2 separate regions of the Homo sapiens genome follow, and region 1 is linked to region 2. Evidence: chromatin loops called from intact Hi-C (ENCODE). Cell type or tissue: mammary epithelial cell. All regions are shown on one strand. Each heading gives the region's core, and the rest is flanking DNA. Links, peaks and the distances in the headings are about the cores only.

Region 1 (5,392 bases), core at 213-5,212, 45 kb after region 2:
GTCTGAAGGCTGGAGAGCCTCATGTGCTCCACCTTGTACCTTTTGGGCACCAGGCCGCCCCACAGCTTGCCTTTATCTTGATAATACTTTGTTAAATGCTCAACTATTCCATCAAGTCATGTTTCTCCAACTTAAGCGGCATTGCTATATAAGCTTTGAAATATTTCTCTGAAGTCCTCAGATCTTCATGTTTAAAGACATTCCCCAGGCTTCCTTCCCTTGTACTCACTGAGTTTGTATTCACAAAACCTCTTGCCTTCAATACCTTCATAACTCATGTCGAATGTGTGCTATTATATTTAAATCCTAAGCATTCTCATCACCATTGTCTCAACTATTGATATGATTATTCCAACTCTGGCATGGGGTGTCATTTGATGTCTTGAGGTAATTCATCTTTTTCTCACCCATTGAAGGCACACGGTAGGTGAGTGCCAAGTGAATAAATGGGCCTCAATCTACTAATCTGTGAAGTGGGGAGGTTGGAATAGCCTATGATAAGGTCTTGTTCAGCTCAAACATTTGATGATTCCTTAAGGCTATGTCATCATAGCTGCTGAGGGGACTGTGCCACAAATTGGATAAACGAGTTAGACATGACTGCACCCTGTGACTAGATTTCTTCCTCTGATAGAGGACATTACACATACATGTAAGGTCATAGAATGAAGACAAGTTAATGGTACATAGAATTGGCTTTAGGATGAAAATGTTTCCTTTTGAAAGGTAAACAAATGTTTTCAGAAAATTCTTTAGAAAAGATAATGTTTTCAGAAAATTCTTTAGAAAAGATAATGAAAAGAGGCTGGGCGTGGTGGCTCATGCCTGTAATTCCAGCACTTTGTGAGGCTGAGGCGGGTGGATCACCTGAGGTCAGGAGTTCAAGACCAGCTTGGCCAACATGGTGAAACCCTATCTCTACTAAAAAAAAAAAAAAAAAAAAAATGCAAAAATTAGCCAGGAGTGGTGGTGAGCGCCTGTGATCCCAGCTACTCTGGAGGCTGAGCCAGGAGAATTGCTTGAACCTGGGAGGTGGAGGTTGCAGTAAGCTGAGACTGCACCATTGCCCTCCAGCCTGGGCAACAGAGCCAGACTCCATCTCAGGAAAAAAAAAAAAAACCAAAACAAAAAGAAGATAATGAAAAGATAATTTGTTTTTTACATCTTGAAGTAGCCAAAGCTTAGTTTAATTCTCCCATTGTACATTGAAAGCATCTATGTAGGACAAGCAAATTAGCGATCTCATATACTACCTGAGAACTAAACTTAATAAAATTGTATTGTATTAGGCATTCTTGTTAAATAAGTAGATTTTAGCTGCTCTTGTCACACATACAAAAATAACTATGAGATGATAGATAGGTTAGTCTGCTTCAATAAGTAACCATATTATCTATATGTATCCCATAACATCATCTTGTAAGCCTCAAATATATACAGTAAAATATATTTAAAGAAAGCATCTCAATTTCATTCAATCACTCTCAAGGTGATTGGTTGGTATGTTGGACTGTTATTTATAAGCTCCCAATGAGAAAACTTATATACACGTGTTAGGGGGCTGTTTCTGATTTGAGATATTTACACCTAATGTGGGACGAGCTACATAGCTTTGGAGGCAAACCAATATGGGCTTGAATTCTGGATCTGATCTGTTACCTACCAACCCTGAGCTTTTAGCCACCCTGAAACTCAATTTCCCCATCTGTATAATGTATAGTATGTATATGATTTCACCTATGTTTCTAGACTTTTGGGTACCCTATGGTGTGTTTATTGTACTTTTTTCCAACTAACAAATACACAATTTTAAATTTAGTGCCTACTGTTTGAAAATATTACTGACATGTTATTTGAAAATAAGTTTATCCTATGGTTTCCAATTTTTCAGACAGTCAATAAGTGGAAGAAGTTTCCATTTATAGAAGTGACATGCATGTTAATGGGAAACAAAATATTATCCTTAAAGAGAGGACAAAAATCCCAGGAAATGACCCAGAAATACTCTTGGAAACAATAAGTGTTTAATTTTCCCTAAACTAGAAAACTGGTCATTCAGGATGGAGTGTAGAGGAACTAAGAGAAATAGGAATAATAATGATTGCTATGGAAGAAATGTCCTATAGTGACACTGGGGGGCTCAAAACTACCACCCCCCATGGCCAGGTTGAAAAGCTCCAGATGGAACAAAAAGAGAAGGAGCCCTGGGCCCATGGAATCCCCACCAGGCCTGCCAGGTTAATGCTGCCTTTCTCTCCATGTCAATGAGGAAGGTCCTATGGTGCACTGTGAATAATCGTGTAATATGGACCCCAGACTGTGTCCCCAAAGTCCCCATTTATACCACTTTCATCATCAAGTCCCCAGTTACCAGTTTGAGGTTGGTTTTCCTTCTAATGAGATTGACCCGTTACAAGGACCCAGCAGCATAGAAACAGAAAATCTTAACATGTCCAATCTCCTACCTGTTTATATATGTGAGCTTTGAGTAACTCAATCTTCCCATTTAGACTCCAGGAAAGGGATTTCTATTTTGATGGAGTTGAACACTCTTCTTTTGCAGTTGGAGAAACTGTACCCAGGACAGCCATGGGACTTGGACAAGCAACTGGCTAATGGCAGAGCTGGGGTTAGAAATGGTTTCTCCTGACCCTAAGTCCAGGGCTCTTTTCATACAACTGTGCCTATCCTATGCAGAATGTAACTCTACAAAGAGATACAGTTTAAACACTCATCCATGTTCCTTAAGGAAATAGACATTTTGTGTGTTCGGTTGCAGCAGCTTTGGGAGGAGACCCTCTATGAATGGGCCTACTGCTGAATGGCTGATTCCCTGAGGTTCCAAGGAGAGATTAGATGCCAGAGATAACAAGGAGAGACTCCATGATGAGAGCTCAGGTATAAGTGTTTATGGGTCCGGGCATGAAAGGGTCTGGGCATGAAAGGAAGCCAGTATGAGTCAGAGCAGGCTCATTAGGGCTGGTAGGTAAGGCCAGGGCTGCAGAGATAAGATTCATTCTAATGAAGCCATTTGGGGAGTGCCTCCTGCCATTTCCTATGCTCTGTTTCTGTTTTTGGCTTATGCAATCCCACAACCTATGCTAAATCCTTTGTTGTGATGTGTCCAGGTAGATGCCACACATCCAGAAATTCTTCTCTTACAAAAAAGAAAATGAGCAATTGAAATGTGACTCGTGATTTTAAAAGTGCACTTTTATTTTCACTTAATTTTAATTTATTTAAATAGCCACTTGTGGCTAGTGGCTACATTCTATAACTGTGCAGAAATAGACCTTCATTCACCCATTGACGGTGCTGACACATAATGTTCCTATGAGGTAAAACTTAGAATTCCATATAGAAGAGTAGAGGAGATGCTTGGCTACACAATTCAGAATGCCATAGCCAGGGAAAAAGTCATATAAAAGAATTGCTCAATTACCACATGTGGCTGGTGGCTTCTGAATTGGTCAGTTATCATCACAGAAAGTTCTGTTTGGCAGCACTGATTTATTCAATAAGGATGAAAGAAGTGGGTTGGGCAATTTACCAGATTAGATTAGATACACTAAATAACTCTTCTAACTGAAGCAATGAAAATGTTGGATGGAATTTTTTTTTAAAAAAATTATGTAAGTGCTTCATTGAGCTGGCATTAGGAAAAAAAGAATCTGCAAGCTGCAGCCTCCACATAGAAGTGAAAGCAGAATCTTATAATTCAGGTAAACACTGCAGCTGGAGCTTCCTTAAGGGATTCTAAGAAGCGTGGGGGAACTTGAGCTTTTGATTAGCTCTCTGGATACAGGGTATGGGAGGTAAATTTTAGGGCCCACTCAAAGTGAAAGTCTCTTAGGAGATTGCGCAATGCTTGGATCCTTAAGGGCTATGCCCCTGGAGGTAAGGTGAACTAGGAAAGAAAATCTCTCTGTGCAGAAAGGAACATCAATAAAGCTTGTGGTTTTTAACCTTAGTGTTGAATGAAGAAGTCTCTTCTAAAAATATGTAATCATAAACCAGCTCTGAAGTGGGTTTTAGTTCATTTTAACACTGCCTGTGCAGTCTAGAAAATGTCACTCAGATCTTCTAATGTAAGTGGTAGCAATTTGGTAATACCCTTAGGCACCTGGCAGATGAAAATGTATATCCTTTTGTAAAACCTCGAATTCAAACTGACATTAAAAAATTCCCAGAGATTAAATTTCAAATAAAAATTAGTAGCTCACAGTTCAAAAATTCACAATGCACAAGGAAAGGTGATATCACTGATGAAAACCAGCAGATAGAAGAAAAATGGCCTGATATAGAATATAGAATAATATATGCCAATTAATTTGAAAACTTAGCTGAAATTGGTAATTTCCAAGGAAATGCAAGTAATCCAAACTGGACCCACTGTCAAAGGAAAACCTGGATATAGCTAGAAACTTCAAAAGATTTACATTTGAAGCTAAAAAACTCCCCACACAGAAAGCACTAGCCCCAAATTTTCAGTGAAAGCACTAACCCCACATTTTCAGTGAGGTCTACTAGACATTCTTAGGAAAAATAGTTCAGGTATTATACAATCTATACCAGAGTATATTAAAAACAGAAATGCTATCCTACTCATGGATGAAACGAAGTTACCTTGATACCAAATTCTGACAAAACCATGAATATTACAGGGTAATTTTACTTACTAGCACAGTTAGGAATACCCTCAACTAGATATTAATGAACCAAATCCAGCAAAATATAAAAATTATAATATTTATCATTGCCAGGTTTGCTTATCTCAGTCTGATATTAGATAACTTATCAATGTGATTTATTTCATTAGCAAATTAAAGGAGAAAAATATCTGATCATCTCAATAGATGCAGAAAAATCATCTGACAAAATTTACCATTCATTAATGAAAACAAAACACAAAACAACCTCTCGGCAAACTAGCAATGGTGGTAGATTGAAAGAATTTCTTGTAAGATTAATAGCAAGAAAAAATGCCTGCTATAGTAATTTCTTTTCATGATGATACTAGAGATCTTTGAAGGATCAGCAGGTAAGATGAATATCTGAAAGGCGAAAATAAAATCTTCATTATTCATAGATGATACAATTGTCTATATTATACACCTAAAAGAAAGTTTAGTTAAATATTAGAAATAATAATAGAATTAATAAGGTAGCTGGATACAAATCAAAATATAAAATTAATTGAATAGTCATAAACCGATAGTGATTAATTGTATGAAGCAATTTTAACATATGCCATTTAGGAAAAGAAACATAAAAATATAAATTACTTAGGGATTGATATACTAAAAGTTGTATAAATGCTTTATGGAAAAATAAAATATATTGAAAAACATTTTTTAAAAATCTAAATAAAGTGCAGAATATACAACATACC
Region 2 (5,392 bases), core at 72-5,071:
TCAGCCAACAAAACAGTGAGGATCTGAGGAGGGCCAAGGCTTCAGCAAGGTGCAGCCAGAGTGGTGAGTGAAGGATGAAGGATTCCCACAAAAGGCAGGATTGCATGGAGGGGTCTAAATTGAGTCCCCAGCAGAGTGTTTAGTGAATATCTGCTGAAGAAATGAGTGAATGAGGGAGAGCCAAGACTGGGAAAGTTAAGAGAGGTGGTAAAGACCTTCCAGGATAGGAGGACCAGTGTGGGCACCCATTGGTGGGTGGAAATGAGGGAACATGGCCTTGCATGGGCCTCTGGCTGGGCCTTGAATGGTATATACTTGGTGATAAGCTGTATAGAGTCCACTGGAATTGAATAATGGAACGCCTTTGATAGCAGGGTAAGCCAGACTTTGTCTTTCAGGTAGTTGTGAAAGAAAGGTGTGCTTTCATTGGGATGTTCCCCTATCAGAACTGCAGAAGAAATGCAGGGCAGAAATATTTGTAAACTGGACCCCACTTGGAATGACAGCTAGGGTGAAGGTTCTAAGTCAATTGGACTTACTTCAGCTTTAGAGCTAAGTGGCTATCCTTCACCATCCTGCAATGGCTGCATTATTCTGATCTTGTTTATAACTGGCTGGCTCACTTGAGGAACACAGAGCTTTTATTGAGTTATTCTGATAAATCAGAGAAAACAATGTACTATTGGTTTTATATCTCTGAGAATAACTACCACGTTCTTGACCAATTATAAAATGCCATGTGAGAACAATGTTTATCTCTCAGGTGCTCAAAAGCTTTTATGGACATGCTCTTATTTACTTACATGCTATTCCAAAGAAGTAGGTGGTGGATCACTGCAATGGAATTAGAATCATCTTCACGTAATAAGAGAGACACAAGGACATTAAGCAACTTGCCTAAGGTTATGAAGCGGGAAAAGACAGGACTAAGTTGATCCTCTCAAATCCACATACCAGGGTTAAAGCCCGAAAGAAACATAAAAGTTAGATCTTTAAGACATGACAAACTGGAACATATTTCAGAAATAGAGTACCCATGGGACTTAGTCTTTTTCCATCTCAGGTGAATACTAGTAGCTGCAAACACTGTGCAAAGCTTGACTTCCACGTGCGTGTACCTGTGTTGGGCATGGGAAAGATCACTTGGGTAGTGTCTTACAGCACCCAGCCTCATGGAGGTCATGGGCTAGTGGAGAGAAACCATGTGCAAAATAGAACAAAAATAGAACCTTTTAAGACTAGAGAGCAAGAAGTCTAGCCAAGTGCCATAGCAGTGGTGAAAAGGAGACAAGGAGTTTGATAATTTATTTCATGTTTATACATCTGTTCATTCATTCATTCCAAAATTATATATTGAGCACCAACTCTGTGCCAGCTAGTGTGCTAGGTTCAGGTGAAATGGTGTGAGCAAGAGGGACAGAGGCCCTGCTCTCACGGTTTAGATCTATGCTGTTCAATACAATTGTTGCTAGCCATATGTCGTTAGTTACATTTAAATTTCAATAGTTTAAATTAAGTTTAGAGATTGAGATCTTCGATTGCACTAGCCACATTTCAAGTGCTCAATATTCTCATGTAGTTGGTGGCTACCTTACTGGACAGGACATTTATAGAGCATTTCCATCATCATAGGAAGTTCTATTGTCCAGAAGTTGGCAAATTATGGCCCGCAGCCTAATTTTGTAATAAAGTTTTATTGAAACCCAGCTGTATCCATTTGTTCATGTATTGCCTATGGCTGCATTTCCGGTGCAGTGGCAGAGTTGAGTAGTTGTAACAGAGACTGAATAGCTTACAGAGCTGAAAATATTTACTATCTATCAAAGGCTGCCAACCCTTGGTCTGGAAGGAAATACGGATGAACAATATTTAGAAAAAGGAAAATTATAAGTAATTAAGAGTGCTGTGGAGTGGTTATAGGATGGGATCTGACCTAGTTCAGAAAAAGAGAAGGTCCTCCCCAAAGAAAATGAAGTTTTAAATAAAATCTGAATAATCAGTAGGAGTTTACCAGGAATAAAAAGTCTTCCAGGCAGAAGGAAGTGCTTGAGGAATGGTAAGGAGGGTGTGCGGTTGGGGTAGCTCATGGATAGGGAGGGGCAGGCATGGCTGAATGTCAGTTCCAGGAGGAGGACCTCCATCCACTTTGTCCATTGCTAGTAGTACCCCAGTTCCTAGAACAGTGTCTGACATGTAACAGGGGTCCAGTAAATATTTAATGAATGAAGGAACAAATGTAAGAATGAATAGGCTGAGGAGGTGATGCAGGGCTGGCAAATTGTGTTAAGGATTGCAGCTTTGATCTTAACACGGGAAGCTACTGATGAGTTTAAACAAATGGTAGCCTGATCAGGCATGGTTCTTGAAAGGGCCATTGGAAGATGATGTGGTAAATAGATCTCCAGGGAGCCCCCGTATTCAGTGGTTCACAGTGATTTGTGGTTAGTCATTTTAAAATCTCTTTTATATTCGTGGTGGAAGAAAATTTGATGAGTCCAGCTTACTTAGTTGGTTCTGAAATTTCAAGTCTCTGACCAAAATTCAAAAGGCTAGTCTCCTAAATTCCACAGGAATGAACCAACAACAGAGGTGTGTTTTGACATCACAGTGTGGTGTGCCCTGTGGCATTTCTTCACAGTAGGGGCAGCCAGTGACTCATGGATGAGTTATTATGAGGGTGGGGCTCCTGGAGGCACATGCAATGTGGTTCTGACAGTCATTTGGCTGAGCTCCGTGGACTGAACTTGGATTACAAACCACAGTTTTTCTTTTTGAATCAAAATAAACCAATTTCTTCTTGCACCTCCTTGCTGAGCTACTATACCTAGGTCCCACCCAAAATTTCCTGTCCCCTGATGCTAGACCAAACAGGGACTGCTATTCAGCCACATGTAGAAGCAGAAGGCTCTCTGACCTAGAAAGAGAGAAACTTGCCAAGGATTCAGCAGCTGTTCCCTTCTCTGTGTGTTTATTAGGAATTGGTGTGTGGCTGCACATAGCCTATTACCCCATATAACTTGGTTCATCTTTTGGTTTCCTTTGAAGACAGAATGTATCCTTACAGATTACACTTAGTTGAAATATACGGATTCCCTGGCTGAGATCTTTTGTTTGCACTGAAAGCAGCACATGTTATTTTACTTTTCATGAAAGCCTTTTGCTTCCATGAAAAATAAGTATATTGTCTCCAAACAAGTAATTCGCTAAGAAAATGGCACCACAACAATTTATTAATTTGCTTCCAAAAAGTCTAATAATATCCATGATCATAATTATAATTATCTGATTAATTGTTTTCAAGTGCCATATAATATAGGAAAAAATAACCTCTCCCAGAGCAAGGCTAATCTTGACTAGCAATACTCCTGAATCAACCAGCTTTGTATAACCAGGCATGTTTTAGCCATCATAGCTCCTGAGCCGAAAGAAGTGAATAGGTGAAAAGCATGAGTTATCTGACTGGAATATTAAGATTGACATTATACTTAACAAAAGCGAACTGATGTCTGTGACTTGTTTAATTCAACCATTGAATCATTTTCGCAGGTCACCATGTGGAGCACTTTTATTTCTGAGTACTATACTCAGTCTGTAGGGACGTGATTCAGTTGTCTTGCTAAGAATGAACCAATGGGAAAGGATGGATTCTTAAAGAAAAGGCCAGCCCCTCCTGTCATAAGCTAACAAACTAACCCGAGATGTACTTCAGCTGTGGGATATCTCCAGGTGCCCCAAATCATTTGCATGGGTGGACAAATAGTGTTACTGTCAAGGGCTCCTTCGGAGTTTGTTTCTGGTTTTGTGATGTGTAAGGGAGTACAGTGTTACAGGCAAAGGGCACAGGCATGTCTTGCCCTGGATTGGCCGTTTTGAGATCTTGGGCAAGTGACTATACCTGTTTGAGTCTCTGTTGCTTCCTATTTTAAAATAATAGCCAAATAGCTTCATCAGCAGTAAAGGATACGAGTGTCCCAAGGCTGTGTTCCAGGTCTGAATATCACACTCTTGTGAGAGAACAAAGCATAAATAATTCAGCCTTAAAGGAAGTGGAAGCTAGTTACTGTTGTTGGCTTTGATCCTGGTTTTGACAAAATGCAAAACCAGCAGAGAAGAATAGTCCATTCTTATCTTGTATCTACTTGTTGGTTAGTCTAATAGTTCCTAAATACTAGTCTATAACACTTTAAAGACATGTATGAAAATTTTCACTGATGTATGGTAAAATTTAAAAATGATATATATGTGTAACATATAAGTATATTATGCTTGCAAGTATATACATATATGGACATCTTCCTAGGGACTGTCTCTTAATCAGACATCATGTCCATAATATCTTTTAGGGTGAATTTATGGACGATAGTGATAGTGGATAAGGGGTTATTAGATCTTTTGAATCATGGCAGAATAAAAACTTTGGTACAATATAATTCACTTAAAAAAAACTCACAGGTCTATGAAATTCTGAAGTCTGATTCCACTGGACTGAATCACCAGACATCAGCCCCCTGAGCTTTCACACTTTGTGAACAGAAACTTCTGGTCCTGTTGAGAAATGTATTACTAAGATCTTAAAAAAAATCATATAACATGGTTCTCTGAGATCTGATATCCGTTCTGCCATTATTATTCTAATATGTAAGAAGTTCTGGAGCCAAGTTTCCTTAGGACTAATTATCAAAGTAGGTGGTTGAAAAGCATGTTATGTTGCAAGAACCCAAGAGTTCCAACCGTGTCATCAATGCCTCTGCCTTGGGCAAACTCAACAAAGGAACCAAGGCGTGAATTGACTCGTGTGCCCTTGCTGGGTCTAGAATTAACCATTCGTAATGTCAAGATTTTAAGAATAGAGCTGAGGCTGGTCAAAGACTCCAAAGAAGGTATTCTAAGAAATATACATCATATAAAACATAGAGATGTGATGACAAAGGTAAATAATTGTTTAAGAGAGATTTGTAGAAAATTTTGCTATCTGATATGCCATGTAAAATCACTTTGCTGCCTAGCTATAAAAGTCTTAGGTAGAAATCAGTATTATTCTTTGAGGCTTTTAGAATCGCATGGATTTTTAAAATTTTAGTAAGACTGATTCCCAAAGCTGTTCCTCTGGGCAGTTTAATAACTAAATTGACACTTTTGCGTGTGTGTGTGTGTGTGTGTGTGTGTGTGTGTGTGTGTGCGTGCTGAAATAGATTACTGAAGAACAGAGGCTCTGATTTTTTTCCTTCCTTCCTGTTCTTATGAGGGGAAGTGGACGGAGTTGTATGCACTGAATAAGGGCCTGACAGGTGTCTGCTGCACCCAGCCCTTGAAGGCATTCCTGAATGTAGAGTCGGCGTGTCTGTGTCTGGCATTATAATATTATCCAGCTCTGTCTCTATTATCTATGTGG

The links. Hi-C counts contacts between places; a loop is a spot of excess contacts. Peaks named below come from ENCODE experiments on the same cell type or tissue, not always from the same donor. Only the 100,000 strongest peaks of a DNase experiment are listed, where the experiment ranks them.
Region 1: it touches region 2 in a loop (3-fold over the local background); 3 of 110 quality-filtered maps call a loop at or near these places.

What each region holds. Positions count from the first base shown.
Region 1 is chr20:12,982,686-12,988,077 of GRCh38, reverse strand. No RefSeq gene overlaps it. Among named protein-coding and RNA genes, the nearest start is that of SPTLC3, 24 kb to the left of the region's middle. In mammary epithelial cell, for the core only: no CTCF peak of the experiment used is centred there; a DNase peak (open chromatin) is centred at 2,967; H3K27ac peaks cover 775 bases.
Region 2 is chr20:13,027,429-13,032,820 of GRCh38, reverse strand. All of the region lies in intron 1 of SPTLC3 (serine palmitoyltransferase long chain base subunit 3), which reads right to left. Among named protein-coding and RNA genes, the nearest start is that of SPTLC3, 21 kb to the right of the region's middle. RefSeq lists an enhancer at 2,141-3,340. In mammary epithelial cell, for the core only: no CTCF peak of the experiment used is centred there; DNase peaks (open chromatin) are centred at 2,630 and 4,590; H3K4me3 peaks cover 155 bases; H3K27ac peaks cover 3,177 bases.